Linked DNA regions of Homo sapiens: region 1 is linked to region 2. Evidence: read pairs that join two places in POLR2A ChIA-PET (ENCODE). Cell type or tissue: PC-9. All regions are shown on one strand. Links, peaks and the distances in the headings refer to the core of each region. The heading gives the core; the rest is flanking DNA.

Region 1 (8,288 bases), core at 1,776-6,775, 480 kb before region 2:
AAAGGCTAATATCCAGAATCTACAATGATCTCCAACAATTTACAAGAAAAAAACAAACAGCCCCATCAAAAAGTGGGCAAAGGATACGAACAGACACTTCTCAAAAGAAGACATTTATGCAGCCGAAAGACACATGAAAAAATGCTCATCATCACTGGCCATCAGAGAAATGCAAATCAAAACCACAATGAGATACCATCTCACACCAGTTAGAATGGCAATCATTAAAAAGTCAGGAAACAACAGGTGCTGGAGAGGATGTGGAGAAACAGGAACACTTTTACACTGTTGGTGGGACTGTAAACTAGTTCAACCATTGTGGAAGTCAGTGTGGCGATTCCTCAGGGATCTTGAACTAGAAATACCATTTGACCCAGCCATCCCATTACTGGGTATATACCCAAAGGATTATAAATCATGTTGCTATAAAGACACATGCACATGTATGTTTATTGCGGCACTATTCACAATAGCAAAGACTTGGAACCTACCCAAATGTCCAACCAACAATGATAGACTGGATTAAGAAAATGTGGCACATATACACCACGGAATACTATGCAGCCATAAAAAATGATGAGTGCATGTCCTTTGTAGGGACATGGATGAAGCTGGAAACCATCATTCTCAGCAAACTATCGCAAGGACAAAAAAACCAAACACCACATGTTCTCACTCACAGGTGGGAACTGAACAATGAGAACACATAGACACAGGAAGGGGAACATCACACACCGGGGCCTGTTGTGCGGTGGGGGGATGGGGAGGGATAGCATTAGGAGATATACCTAATGTTAAATGATGAGTTAATGGTTGCAGCACATCAAATGGCACATGTATACATATGTAACTAACCTGCACATTGTGCACATGTACCCTAAAACCTAAAGTATAATAAAACTATTTTAGTTATTTTGAAGAAATATAAAGCCATAACAAAAGCCATTATGCTTTTTACTCGAGTGTTAATGAATGCAAAGAGATTAGATAGTAGTATTTAATTAATGATGTTTATCTTCAGTATATTTAATATGAGTAATTTTTCACCTCCTTTACAGAGGAACAATGTTTATTGTTTAAAGGTGGGAAATGATGGCTAAGCCACCAAATCTATTTCACGATATTTGACTGTATTATGCATTGTACAATGGATTTCATTTTTCATGTAATATCTCAGTTTTCTTACCTATAAAACAAAAGCAGTGGCTGGGCGCGGTGGCTCATGCCTGTAATCGCAGCGCTTTGGGAGGCCGAGTTGGGCGGATCACGAGGTCAGGAGTTTGAGACCAGCCTGGCCAACATTGTGAAACCCGTCTCTAATAAAAATACAAAAAATTAGCCAGGCATGGTGGTGGGCCCCTATAATCCCAGTTACTTGGGAGGCTGAGGCAGGAGAATCGCTTAAACCTGGGAGGCAGAGGTTGCAGTGAGCCGAGACTGCGCCACTGCACTCCAACCTGGGCAACAGAGTGAGACTCCGTCTCAAAAAACAAACAAAAAAAATTCACAAGGGTTCCCAGTCTGTATTGTTTTATTATCTCAAAAGTTTAAATAAGATGTTCTCCTGCTCTTGGCCATTGTTGTTTTTACTCTCAAATGCATTAGTACTTTTCCTGATGTACTTTGGAGGTTGACCCATGAATTTCATAGACTTTCTGCTGGAATTTAAGGGTGTCTGATTAGATGTGGAATGTAGACGGACACAACCTTCAAGTGATTAACGTCATTGTTTTCTTGCTGTGTCATTACCTTGATGATTAAGATACAATTCTTTTAAAAACCAAATGACACTAGTTATGTTTCTCAAATTAGAAAACTATTTGTTATTTTAAAGAAATATGAAGCCATAACAAAAACCATTATGTTTTTTACTCCAGAGTGTAAATGAATGCAGAGATTAGACAGTGGTATTTAATTAATGATGTTTATTTTCACTATATTTAATCTGAGTAATTTTTCACCTCCTTTACGGGGGAATAATGTTTATTGTTTAAAGGTGGGAAATGATGGTTAAGCCACCAAATCTATTTCACGATATTTGACTGTATTAGCATTGTACAATGGATTTCATTTTTTATGTAATGTCTCAGTTTTCTTACCTATAAAATAAAAGCAGTGGCCGGGCATGGTAACTCATGCCTGTAATCCCGACACTTTGGGAGGCTGAGACGGGCGGATCACCTGAGGTGGGGAGTTCAAGACTAGGCTGGCCAACATGGTGAGACCCTATCTCTACTAAAAATACAAAAAGTTAACCAGGCATGGTGGTACACAACTGTAATCCCAGCTACTTGGGAGGCTGAGGCAGGAGAGTTGCTTGAACCTGGGAGGCAGAGGTTGCAGTGAGCCCAGATCATGCCACTGCACTCCAGCCTGGGCAACACAGTGAGACTCTGTCTCAAAAAAGGAAAACAGTAAAATTATTATACTCTAATTTGTATGCGGTTGTTACAGGCATTATTGTTTTGGAAGGTGATATTTTTCATCTTGTACACAACATGGCTGTCTCCATTTTGTGAGATGCTGACCTCACAGGCTTTCAAAATTTCTGATTTGCTAAAAATATTAGTAATGAATGTTTATCTATATTTTCCTCAATGTTAAGTTAAAGAAAAAGAAAAACAAAACTTGCTTAGTTACTTTCTGAAGATAAGTTTTGATGATGTGGCTCTGACTATGGTAAAGTAAGGAACTGTGGAGGACCAAAGAGCCAGGAGAACTTGAAAGAGTAGCAAGAAATAACCAAAACTGCTGAAATCCATTTCATTGACCTTCTCAAGGAAAAAATTTTAACAACTCCCCATGTGTCCAAAGAATTTAATTTTAACCAGTGCAAAAATGTAGCAAGATTTTTAGAAATAACTTTTTTTTCTTTTCTTTTTTTTTTTTTTTGAGATGGAGTCTCGCTCTGTCACTCAGGCTGGAGTGCAGTGGAGCTATCTGAGCTCACTGCAAGCTCTGCCTCCTGGGTTCACATCATTCTCCTGCCTCAGCCTCCCAAGTAGCTGGGACTACAGGCGCCCACCACCATGCCCAGCTAATTTTTTGTAATTTTAGTAGAGACGGGGTTTTACCGTGTTAGCCAGGATGGTCTCGATCTCCTGACCTCGTGATCCGCCCACCTAGGACTCCCAAAGTGTTGGGATTACAGGCATAAGCCACCGTGTCTGGCCAGAAATACCATTTTTAAAAGCTAGACACTGGGCACTGAATCTCAATTCTAAACAGAAAAGACATACTACGCATGAATTCATGGAACTTGCCTGGCTGCCAAAAATTTGCTATTTCACACTGGTACTATGGGGAAAGTATTTAAGAGAACTGCCAACTACGCAATCTAGCTTCGTAAATTAGACCCATTCCATGTGTAAAGGAAAGTCACCTTTACACCCCAGAAAGTCTTCACTGCAAGCCAACTTTGTGCCTAGCACTATGCAAAGAACTGTGGAAAGGTAGGTATATATAATTCCTGACATATCAGACATGTAGGCCACTAAAATATCTGAGTACAAACTAAAAAAAAAATATTGAAATATTTGGTTTATAGAAGTACTCACTGGTTCAGCCTTACTCTGAGCTAATATTGTCTCTAAAATTTTAATAAATAGGTAATAGTGGAAAATTGGTTTAGAAACTCTAAATTATAGCATAGGGAAATATTAAATAATAAGCTTTCATCTATCTCCTCAGCAACAACTACTTTTATGATTTTCATGTGTCCTTCCAGATAATTCTATGTATATACTAGCATATATATGTATACACATATAGCTATAAAAATATATCTTTAATTACCCCCTTAATATAAATAACACTATGTATCTTTCTGCTGCTCTATACCTAAGAGGTGTGTGTGTGTGTGTGCGTGTGTGTGTGTGTGTGTGTGTGTGTGTGGTTACTAACATATTTTGGGAATTTTTTCTATATCATATGCTAAACTTGCTATCCATATTTGGGTGTATTTCTGATCTTTCTAGGCTGCTCAATTTATCTATTTATGTATTAACATCAAATTGAATTACTGTAGCTTTGTAATGTTTTGATATTGGGCCTAGTTAATTAATAACTCCCTCCCTAATTATACTTTTCAAGAAATTTCCTGGCTCTTCTTATATATTTCATTTTCTATATGAAATTCTGGATCACCTATTTAGTCCTTTCCCCAACCTCTGATTTTGATTTTTAAAAATTGGGATCAGAAGTGCTACATCTTTAAGCTCACACTTATCCTATAAAATGCTCAGATTAAGTCTTAACCATGTAGCATACTAATATATAACAATTATCTTGAATTTTATAGTTATCTAGAATTTTCCTATGTACGAAGACTGTTCACTTTTATTATCTCCTTTAACCTTTTCAACCACTATGGCACCATGCAGGGGCCTGTTTTTTGACTCTCACATTACAGATGGAGAGAGGCGCATGGACTTGTCCTCAAGGCCTGTAGGTAAGGGCTCTGACACCTAGCTCAGGCCCAGGGCTCTTCCCATTATACCAAAGGCTGAGGGCATTACAAGTCTTCAGGAAACATTTTCAAAATAGGGAATGCTACCATTTTAGAAATGTTGGCAGGCTATCAAATTTTCAAACTTTAAATGAAGTTTAAAACACAATAATACTGGCATGAATACAGTGAAATGAGAACTCTCACGAATTGCTGGTGGGAGGGTAAAGTAGCATAGCGCTTTTGGAAAGTATTTGGACAATACATACCAAAAGTCTTAAAGTGTTTCAGAGGAAGAAGAAAATTGCTACTGGGATTTCTGGGCTGCAGTTCCCTCTGCTCATGAACCCACTTCCCTTGCTCCAGTTGGGCCTATTTCCCCACTGTCTTCTGAGTCCTGTAATCATGCTCAACTCTCTACCTGTCTGTAGAACCTCCCTTCCCCTATCTTCTCCTTCTCTCTTTTCCCCTACACCTTGGACCTTCAGGCTGGCAAGGTGTCACTGAAACCTGACCTTCCATGTTTCCCAACATTTCCCATTAGCTCCAGATCCTTACATGTCATGCCTTCATTCCCAGTCTCTTATCTTCTCCCAAGGTTTCTCTACTGCGTATCTTGCTGGTGGAGAAAATTGTTTACTATATTCCTTTCATTTTTATTTCAGAATTAATAACCATTGTTCTCATTTTCCAATTAAATGACAAAATTAAAACTTTTTCAAACAATGCACATCCCCTTACTTACTTCATGGGATTTAAGTAACTTTTCCAGAAATAACAACAAAATAAACCCCAAAATGATAAGACAGTCACTGAAATACTTTTCTCTGAATAATATGCCTTTATCTACCATGACCAGAAAATATTATCTAAAGAAATTAAGATTGTGAATCTTCTTCATAATTAGGCAAATATTTTCATTTCCTTTTTCTAATTTCTCTTTGATTTAGAAAATGTATTTTCTTTCAAATTAAAAAAAAAAAAGGGGGCCAGGCATGGTGGCTCACGCCTGTAACCCCAGCACTTTATGAGGCCGAGGAGGGTGGATCACTCGAGGTCAGGAGTTCAAGACCAGTCTGGCCAACATGGTGAAACCCCATCTTCACTAAAAAATACAAAAATTAGCCAGGTATGATGGCAGGTGCCTATACTCCCAGCCACTCGGGAGGCTTAGGCAGGAGAACCATTTGAACCTGGGAGGCAGAGGTTGCAATGAGCCGAGATCATGCCACCGCACTCCAGCCTGGGCAACAGAGTGAGACTCCATCTCAAAAAAAAAAAAAAAAAAAAAAAAAAGTAGCTTCTTTTATAAATGAAATAGTCTAACTTAGATATAATTGTTTTTGATGAGTTTTTTTTTAAAGCTATTGCTAACACTATTGGTAAGCTTTTGCTAACATTATTATCCATATCAAGTAACTATTGATAGCACAATTCAAAATTGATTTCATTTTCCTCCAAAAAGGCTTTGAGAATCTTCTGTTGTTCTCTTTTAGTGCATCTTCTTTTGTCTTAGAATTAATCACTTAAATTTTTTAGTCAGCATTCCCACCACATGTTTGACAGTGGTTGCAAGGTCAAATTTGGTATATATTTAATTAGGATGTTTTTTCCTTTGGGCAGATTCAGAAAATATCATAACTATCTTCCAAATTGTTCCAAAGAATGTCACTGTTATTGACACAACTCCTAGCAATACATTCAAAAGACGATGCATTACTTACGGCATAAAAAATACTTCTGGAATTTATGCCAAAATTCTGGCATGTATACCTTTTCTTTTGTCAGCTGTATTAGTACCATCATGATGGTCTTGCCCTTCAGATGATTTTAAATTTTTAAAATAAAGCTGCAATTTTTATTATAATTTTTTGAAAATTTAATGGACTCATTAAATATTTCTATTTTAAAGAAGGTATTCACAATTCTAATGTCTACTATCCATATAGTTGCCAATATAAGGAATGACTATTACAGTTCATGCACTTTACATCTAGGCCTAAATATGTACCAGTGTAAGGGTAATACGAATTGTTACTGTTTTTCAGCTAACATTTGCAACTGCTGTGGATACTGTGTTAATTTGTGAGCATATTTGGAACCTTGAATTAGAACATGGAGAGAGGCAAGAAAACTGATGCTTGGCACCACTAGGAAACAATGCTTCCTTATGCCAGAAACTATTGCATTCATACCCAGAGAAAGGCTTTGATGAGTTAATTTCCTTTCCCTCTTAAATAAAAGCTCTGCAGCTCAAATCTTCCCCTTGCTCTTACTTAAGCAGTGTCTGTCTACGAAGTCATGGCAGCACAATCCACAGAACTTCATGGAATTCAGCAGCAGTTTCCTTTGGAGGCAGGGGGTGATAAAATATATATAACAAAATTTGTCATTTTAACAATTTTTAAGTGTACAAGTCAGTGGCATTAATTACATTAATAATATTGTACAAGCATCATCATCTACTTTTTCATCATCCCGAACAGAAGTTCTGTGCCCATTAAGCAATAATTCCTCCTCTTCCCCCACTGCTGTAGCTTCTAATCTACTTTCTGCCTGTGTGAATTTGCTCATTCTAGATATTTCCAGTAAGTGGGATCATACAGTATTTGTCCTTTTGTGTCTGGCTTATTTCACTTAGCATAATATTTTCAAGGTTTATCCATGTTATAGCACGTATCAGAACCTCACTCCTTTTTATGGCTGAATAATATTTCATTGTATGTATATACTATGTTTTGCATCCCCATTCATCATCAGTTGCCTCTTATTCAGGGCACATTGTAAGAGATGTGGAGAAGTGGAACCTGAACAATGTTTGTGATAGGAGATACTCTCTACACTGTGGGACCTGGGGCAGGAGTCCTTCTGCCTGGTCTGAGAGCAGTAGTGCTGCCCCACAAGAATCACTGGCAGAGATTCTTGATTATTCCAGTTGTTGTTCCCTTTACCTCTGGATTCCTAAAGCACCTAGAACCAATGATGTGAAGTTTAACACTTATCTACAGAATGAGTTACTGTTGCCCTCCTTACAATTAAATGTAAAGTCTCTTTTTGTTCTCAGCTGTTGATAGTTGATACAGAAGGAAATGAACACTGGCTCTGAATGTGGCAGTTACTGTGCTAGGTGAGGAGGCACCATAGATGTTCAGTTTCTTCCCCTTCTCTCTTCTCCAGTGTCTAATATTGCACTGATAATACACTAGGAATTCAAAATTATTGTCGATTCATTGATTGGAAAATGCCTTCTTCCCAAGAAAATGTGTGAAATACTTGACTCTCATTCTTCTTTGTTCATCAGAAAAACTGATTTCCCTGGCCAGTAAGAAGAGGCAAACCAAAGCTTACCCCTCAGGAAAAAGAGGCTTCAGAGAATTGCATTTCCTGATTGTAGATGGGAGAGGGGATTTCTTCTCCCTTTCTTCCCAAGGCTCATCTCTATCTGCATAATGGAGTAGAATCATCATCCTTCCAGTTGACAGTCTACATTAGGACACATTTCTTTGCATTATTTTTTCTTTGCTACAATGCTGAGAATTCTTCTCTTTTTCCCAAGGAAAGCAGAGTCACAGCATGCCTGTGTTTATCATTGGCTTTTATTTGGCATAATTAAAACAAAAAAAGATGAATTCTCCTCCAGTCAGGAAACATGTGAAGCCCCATCTTCAACTTGCAGCTGTCTAGCTTTTTTATTTAGCCATATAGCACAAAATATTTTATGTTGGGAATTTCTTAACAGGATGAGAGAAGGGCTCCTCATTAAGAATGTAGACAACTACAGTCTGCATGGGAACCTGATGAATTTCATGGCTGCATGTGAATTTGTTATCCAAGAAGAGAA
Region 2 (8,288 bases), core at 1,947-6,946:
TAATTTCTAATCTTGCTCATGTAATAAAGTTCCATTTAGACCTATCTAATATATGTCAAGGAATACCTTTAAGAAAGTTTGAGAAAAGCTAAACATCCCCTTGTTTAAAAAAAAAGAAAAAGAAAAATATTTTTTGGTCTATTAATCCATGAAAGTAGAGAATAAAGTTAAGACGAGTATACAGAAACATCCAGTTCTCCAAAGTATTTTCATTGAAACTGAATCTATTTCAGTAAATTATTCAAATAACTGCCTTCTTTTTCTATTACATGTGGAAACAGGACCAAAAGTTATTTGGTGTCATATAAAATAAACTACAGTGTGGCTAAGGCAACCTGTTATTCCTACTTCACATTCTGAAGGTGGATGCAACAAACCTATTTTGACTAAGTAATGCTCAGATCATTTGTTAATAGTAATCAGGGAACTGTACCAACAGGTTTCACCAGGTTACTTTGTTTTTATTTTTAGCTTTTTACAGATGCAGCATAAGCTGTATTTTCCTCTTTCCAGAATATGTTTAAAACCATTTCTTTAACTCAGTCAGGTATAGTGTAAAAAATAAAGGCTTTGGTGTCACTTTAGCCATAATGCTGGGCAAGTTATTCAACTGAAAATAAGTGTCCTCCACTGTAAAATAAGGATAGGAATACTTAATGTAGGAAGGTTGATATCAGATTTAAATGGGAAGTTCCTGACACATTGAAAATATTTAATAATTTGTAGTTATTATTGTTTTCCAGGGGTGGGGGGAGTGGTTGGGGTTTTTTTTGTTTGTTTGTTTGTTTCTTTGTTTTTTAGACAGAGTTTCACTCCATTGCCTGGGCTGAGTGCAGTGGCATGATCTCAGCTCACTGCAACCTCTACCTCCGGTGTTCAAGCTATTCTTATGTCTCAGCCTCCTGAGTAGCTGGGACTACGGGCATGCACCACCACGCCCAGCTAATTTTTGTATTTTTTGTAGAGACAGCATTTTGTTATGTTGGCAAGGCTGGTCTTGAACTCCTGGCCTCAAGTGATCCTCCCACCTTGGCCTCCCAAAGTGCTGGGATTACAGGTGTGAGCCACTGTGCCTGGCCAGTTTTCTAGTTTTTATTATAATTAGTTATTGAGTAATTTTATAATGTTTATATTTTTAATGTGTTAGACATAGTACTATTAAACACAAAATCTTATCTCAAGTATTAGACATTAGGGTGTCTTTTTTTTTTTTTTTTTTTTTTTTTTTTAAAGACCGGGTCTCACTCTATCTCCCAGACTGGAGTGCAGTGGCACAATCATAGCTCACTGTAACTTCAAACTTCGGGGCTCAAGCAGTCCTCCCACCTGATGCTACAGATGCACACCACCATACCCTGTTAATTTTTTAAAAAAATTTTATGGAGATGGGGTCTCACTATGTTGCCCAAGCTGATCTCAAACCCCTGGCCTCACGTCATCTTCCTGCCTCAGCATCCAAACTGCTGGGACTACAGGCATGAGCCACTATGCCCAGCCTATTTTTTCTTAATTCAGTAAACTTATGTAAATTTGACAATTATTCTTTTAACAGACATTTACTGAGGACGTAGTAAGTACACTATTTGTCATTGTTAGACATTGGGAATATAAGATGAATAACAGAGTCTCTGCTCTCAAAAAGACTTCTTACTGGTGAATTTAGGAGAGACAAAGGTATATAAACAAGGAAGAGCAAAGGTACTATGATAATATGTAACCTGGGTGTCAGCTGAGATCTCCCTGGGTTTTAACCTCTCGGTTAGGATTGGTTTGAACCTCCATTCCACCTCATTTGCAAGTCCAATGCCCAACCCAAGTTTTTTTCTTATTTCTGGGGAGCTGATGTTCTCACTGAACCGCTTTGGCTCTGAACTTCCCCTTACGGTAAACTAGTGAGGTTCATGGATGAGCTGCCATCTGTCCTTATTCCACAAACATCCACTCAGATGTGGAACTTATCCCTGTTCCTAGGTTTCACCCAAAAGCATTTTCACAAAGCTCTGTGTGGGCACAGCAGATTTACTAAGGTTGTGAAATGATGAAAGGGAGTTAACATCACAACATCACAGAAACACAACTTAAAAGTACTGTAAATTTCTATTCTTAAAAGCAGGCCAGGTGTGGTGGCTCAAACCTATAATCCCAGCACTTTGGGAGGCCAAGGTGGGTGGATCGCTTGAGGTCAGGTGTTCAAGACCAGCCTAGTCAATATGGTGAAACCCCGTCTGTACTAAAAATACAGAAATCAGCTGGGCATGGTTGTGCATGCCTGTAATCCCAGCTACTCAGTAGACTGAAGCAGGAGAATCTCTTGAAGCTGGGAGGTGGAGGTTGTGTTGAGCGAAGATCGCACCACTGCACTCCAGCCTTGGTGAAAAAGCACTCCTGCCACAATATCGTGCTTCTCCACAGTGCCCCTTTTTCTTCTTTCTACTCAGTCCTCTGCTCTTCCTCACCCACAAATTCTTATTTGTTTTTAATATTAAGTAGTTTTTTCTTTTCTTAGATTCCAGCAGGCTCCAGTCTTTGAGGGCTTACTGCCCACCCAGCAGCTTATTAGTGCTTTTTTTTTTTTTTTTGAGACGGAGTTTCACTCTTTTTGCCCAGGCTGGAGTGCAATGGAACAATCTCGGCTCACTGCAACCTCCGCCTCCCAGGTTCAAGCGATTCTCTTGCCTCAGCCTCCCTAGTAGCTGGGATTATAGGCATATGCCACCACGCCTGGCTAATTTTGTATTTTTAGTAGAGATGGGGTTTCTCCATATTGGTCAGGCTGGTCTCAAACTGCCGACCTCAGGTGATCTGCCCACCTCGGCCTCCCAAAGTGCTGGGATTACAAGCATGAGCCACTGCGCCCGTCCTATTAGTGCATTTTCTCAAAGAAATTGGAGATCATTTCCTTCAAAACTATGCTCTGATATAAATTATCTTACCTCCATATGTATAGATTGTAGCAGAGACACAATTAGGGAGTAGTCATTTGAGGCCACTAAGTGTTGACTGGAGCAGAGAAAGATGTCAAGGAAGATAACTTCTCTGAACCTCAGTTGTCTTCAAGGTCTTGTGATGAGGATTACATGGAAATGTATGCAAAGTGCCTTGCACATGATAAGCTCTTAATAAATGTTGGGTTTTTTTGTCATTATTGTCGTTACTGTTGAGAAGATGACGCATCACTCAGCCTTGAAGAGTAAATGATGGTTTAACAAAATGAGGAAGGATAATTTAGGCAGAGGGAGCCGTATTAGCAAAGTCAGTGTGTTGGAGGAAACTGCCAGTTGTCCAGCATGATGAGATCATAGGGTATGAGAAAGAAAGCTAGAAATTTGACAGGAGCCAGATCAAATAAAGTCTTGGGCATTAAGTTTGGGCTTTATCTAATAAAAGATGGTGAGCCTTGGAATAATTTTTTTTAATGCAATGACATAGTTTGCTTTTTAGTTGACAGTAATGTGTAAGACAGGTTGGAAGGGTGAAAAACTGGAAGGAGCTAACAGTTCAGGAAGAGGTGATACGGGCTAGAGTTAAGTCAATGGAGTAGGAAACAATAGAAGATGGCAGGAGAAATGCTAAAGAAGTAGAATTTTATATAACTTGGGTACTCGTAAGACATGAGGATAGAAGTAAGGCAAAGAAGGAACTCAAGTATCATTCCAAGGTTTCTTGACTTACTGAGTGGATGGTAGTACCATTTATCAAGACAAGGCATACTAAAATGGCAGTTTTGGACATATGTTTGAGGTGACTGTACAAAATCTCAGTGGCTATGACAAGTAGCAAACTGGAATATTCAGGCAAAATAGTCAAGATAGAAGCTAGAATAAATTATGTAGTTCAAGAGAGTGGCTGCACATTTAGGTTTAGGAACCAGAAGCACACAGCACTCATCATTCCACACACATAACTCACATGCGACACACAGCCCTGTTCCTAGATTCGGCCTAGAAACATTCTCGCAAGAATCTGTGTGGGCACAGCGGAAGCCAAAGGAGACAATGAAATGCCCGAGACAGTGCATAAAACAATGAGAAGTGAGTCAAACATCAAATCCTAAATATCCACATTCAATGCTTCTAGTTCCCAGATCTAAATGTCCACATACTCTCCTGATCTCCAGACTGTATTCTAGCTTCTATCCGCACCATTCTGCCTGAATATTCCAGTTGTGCTACTGGTTATAGCCACTGGGATTTTATACAGTTACCTTAAACACAGTCAATGGGAGGAGGAGAGGAAGAGTCAACAAGGAACGTTGAGAGGGTGCTTAGTGGTGTCACAGAAACCAGGAGAGCAGAGTTTCAGAGAGGCATATTAATGATGCTAAAACGAGAATCAGGATTAATTGGACTTAGCCAGTTGAAGGTAATCGTTGGCAAAACAGCTTCAATAGAGTGGTAGGAATAGAAGCTTGGTTATAGTGACTTGGAAAGTCCTATAAGTTCCTTATTCTTCCCAAGAAATTGGCCTGTGAAAGAGAAAGAGTAGCTGGAGAAATATTCAGGGCCATGATATAGATGTTCAAGATCAAAAGACTTGAGGTTATTTACAGGCTTTCGAGAAGAAGCTGGTAAGGAGGGAAGGTTTGAACACTTGGGATAGACGAAGGCTAATGACGAAATCACTGGATGCAAAGATAGAATTAGACCCTAGAAAAGAGCCCAGAAAGTGAGATGAGTCTTAAATTAGAAAAGAGGCAGATTGGAAAAAAGAAATGAGAACTTGAAGCAGACCATACCTAATGATCCCAGTTTTTTCAGTAATGTATGAAAGCAACTATTTTGCTGAAAAAGTGAGGATGACAGGGTAAATCCTGTATGAGGTGATAAAGTTTTGTTGCCACACTATGAGGAATAGGACAGAGATAACCAGAGGCTTGTTAAATTGCAGCTAGCCCAGAGCATACAGCAGTGGCTTTAAAAGTGTACTTGCAGCATCTGCTTCTCGTTAGAAATGAATATTTGGGCCCCGCCCCAAACCTGCAGAATCAGATACTCTGGGGGGCGGAGTTCAGCAATCTAACTTAACAAGTTGTCCAGGTGATTTTGAAGTAAGTTAATGTTTGAGAACAACTTGCACTAGAGCATCTACAGAATTTGTGACTCCTCCAACTAGCAAGCAATGATGAAGCACAAACTATGTTACTCAACCACATTCTAGTCATTTTTGGTCATATTTTTCATATTACAAATACATTTATTTGGAACAATATTGTTAAGGACTTTTAAAAATCTACTGGTTTCTCTCTAGAAATGGGTGTCATACAGGATTTAAAAATCTAAACCAAGAGATTTCTTTCTTCCAAGTTTTACAAAGCAAATACTATAAAAAAAATCTTGCTTCTCTACTCTCATTTTACATTTATAATAGAGAAATAATAAAATTGTTGTTCATAGCATCAGAAATATTCAGCGACTCCCCCTATATAGCAATTCTCAAATTATGCTCCAGCACTGGTATCATCTCATTCTAACCAAATAATGGCAGTCATTTCCCAATTCATGGGGAAGGAATTTATGAACTGAATTTCTCAATTTTAAATTATCCTCCAACAAATGTTTCTTAAACCTTCGGCTTCTACTACTACTTGTCTTGCAGCAAGTGCTAATTGATGACCAAGTAAGTGAACAAATAGTAAATAAATATTAATGAAACTTGAAGTTAGCCAGTCATACTTAGTTCAATAGTTTCTCTTCAATAGAACACATGTTTATGACTGTGATTTTTATATTGCATACCAATAATAAAGTCATTTTCTACTATTATTGTCCCAATAATCTTGCCATTGCTCAAATATTTGGAACCTAACTTGGAACTACTTTCACGATCTGGGAGATATCCTTTTGGAAATCCTGAACAATGAAACAGCCAACAGATCACTGGTCTAGAAAGATCATAAAGACTCATTTTTCAGCTAAATATGTGTGTAGGTGATCAAGGTGATTTAACCAAGTATGTCTTGCTTAAAGAAATATGGCATAATATGTAGAAATCCATATTTGTAAATCATAGATGGACATATAGATGACAGTGAGACATTCTCCAATTACTTACAATTAAGACTAAGCTCTGAAAGTTTATTTGTACAATAAGTAAATAATGGATCATTGTAGAGATACAGATCCAAGACAGCAAGCCTTAATTATAACCTGATTAAAATATGATATAAATAAGAAGAGAGGTTAGTCAGGAAGCACAGAAAGAGCAGAATTAGAACATATTGGCAGGCCGGGCATGGTGGCTCATGCCTGTAATCTGGTACTTTGGGAGGCTGAGGTGGGCAGATCACTTGAGGCCAGGAATTAGAGACCAGCCTGGCCAGCATGGTGAAACCACGTCTCTACTAAAAATACAAAAATTAGGTATGGTGGTGCACACCTGTAATCCCAGCTGCTTGGGAGGTTGAGGCACGAGAATCACTTGAACCTGGGAGATGGAGGTTGCAGTGAGCCGAGATTGAACCAGTGCCCTCCAGCCTGGGCCACAGAGGAAGACTCTGTCTCAAAAAAAAAAAAAAGTTATTTCACATTCCAATTCTGTGGAGGTAAATGAGGAAAAGAAATAGGTCAGGCTATGATGGTCTTAGTATTATTTAAAAATTCAAATTATGTAGATAACTCTCATTATCCTGATTCTGTTGTGACCAAGCAACCTTCAGATTCTTTGGCTTCCATGAATAGTATTTGGCTTCTCAGTAATGTGATAATAATGTCAATGATAATGTCAATAACTCAGCATTTTGTTTTTTATGCTGGGTCTCTTATAAGTTGAGTCAGCTCTGGAACAGCAATATGTTGTCTGGTGAGGGTCAAGGGGGTCAAACCCCAAACCCGAACTCCACTCTAAGAGGTTCAGGCCGTCTTCCTTGGCAGTACCCCAACCTGGAAACCTGTTTTTCTTCTGAACAACTACAGGAAACAGATAAATTATCATGTGCTTTTTCACCTCATAAAAGGATCGTTTGCTTTATGAAAATGTTTTAAAACATTGGGAACTTAAAGAAGATGAGAAACTGAGAAGTGACTTTTGAGTTTTCAGAAGTGCTTTAATGTTGACATAACTAGTCTTGATGGTGTGGTGAGGGTATAAATGTGAACATATTGAACAGATCACTCATTTGAGAAGGTTAGCAGTTAAAAGAAGGAAGGGAACAAAATGGAAGGTGAAAGTGTAATTGGGTAATTGAAAAGAATTTTGGTTGTCATTTTCCCCCATGAGAAAGAAACTAGGTCAGAAAAAAAAGAGAAAGGCCAATGGAAATGGAAATAGAGATATGAACATCACAGGAGAGAAGCTGGATAACTGAGAATACAGGCTCCCTAAAAAGATTGGGTTTGTGGGGCAAGGGAGTACATTTCCTTCAGGGAAAACTCCTTCAAAATTACTCTGAAACATAGTACTTCTTTTAAATACATAACTTTATTATTATAGATTGGCTTTAGACTCTCTTCCCTCTGATCAAATCTCTCTCAAATTTTATTTATTTACAAAATATGAATGAAGCGTCTCTCACAATTAAAAGAGGAAGAAAGATGTGATCCCTGTCCTAGAGAAGCTTATAGTCTAACCGGAAAAAATGGACTTCTAAACAAATCATTGCATGTCTTGTATAGGTACAAGATTCTATGTGATATGGTTTGGATGTTTATCCACACGAAATTTCATTTTGAAATGTGATTCCCAAAGTTGGAGCTGGGGCCTGGTTGAAGGTGACTAGATCATGGGGGCAGATCCCTCATGAATGGCTTGGCACCATCCCCTTGGTAAAAGTGAGCTCTTGCTGTTAGTTTATATGAGATTCTGTTGTTTAAAAGAGTCTGAGACCTTCCCCTTGCTCTCTTGTTCCCACTCTCGCCCTGTGATGAGCCTGCACCTGCTTCACCCTTCATCATGATTATAAGCTTTCTGGGCAGATATTGGTACTATGATTACTTGTACAGCCTGAAGAACCATGAACCAATTAAACCTTTTTTCTTTATAAATTACCCAGCCTCAGGTATTTCTTTACAGCAATGCTAAAATGGCCTAACACAATGTATTAGTCTGTTTCCACACTGCTGTAAAGAACTGCCTGAGACTGGGTAATTTATAAAGGAAAGAGGTTTAATTGACTCACAGTTCAGCATGGCTGGGGAGGTTTCAGGAAACTTACAGTCATGGTGGAAAGCGAAGGTGAAGCAAGGCGCCTTCTTCACAAGGCAGCAGGAAAGAGAAGTGCCAAGCAAAGGGGAAAGAGCCCTTATAAAACTCACTATCACGAGAACAGCATGGGGAAACCGCCCCATGATTCA

What was found. ChIA-PET counts read pairs that join two places held together with the same protein. Peaks named below come from ENCODE experiments on the same cell type or tissue, not always from the same donor. Only the 100,000 strongest peaks of a DNase experiment are listed, where the experiment ranks them.
Region 1: POLR2A ChIA-PET joins it to region 2 with 7 read pairs; 2 of 35 experiments call an interaction of 5 or more read pairs at or near these places.

The regions. Positions count from the first base shown.
Region 1 is chr6:44,905,278-44,913,565 of GRCh38, forward strand. All of the region lies in intron 10 of SUPT3H (SPT3 homolog, SAGA and STAGA complex component), which reads right to left. Among named protein-coding and RNA genes, the nearest start is that of MIR586, 290 kb to the right of the region's middle. In PC-9, for the core only: no CTCF peak of the experiment used is centred there; no DNase peak of the experiment used is centred there.
Region 2 is chr6:45,383,506-45,391,793 of GRCh38, forward strand. All of the region lies in intron 2 of RUNX2 (RUNX family transcription factor 2), which reads left to right. Among named protein-coding and RNA genes, the nearest start is that of SUPT3H, 9.7 kb to the left of the region's middle. In PC-9, for the core only: no CTCF peak of the experiment used is centred there; a DNase peak (open chromatin) is centred at 5,066.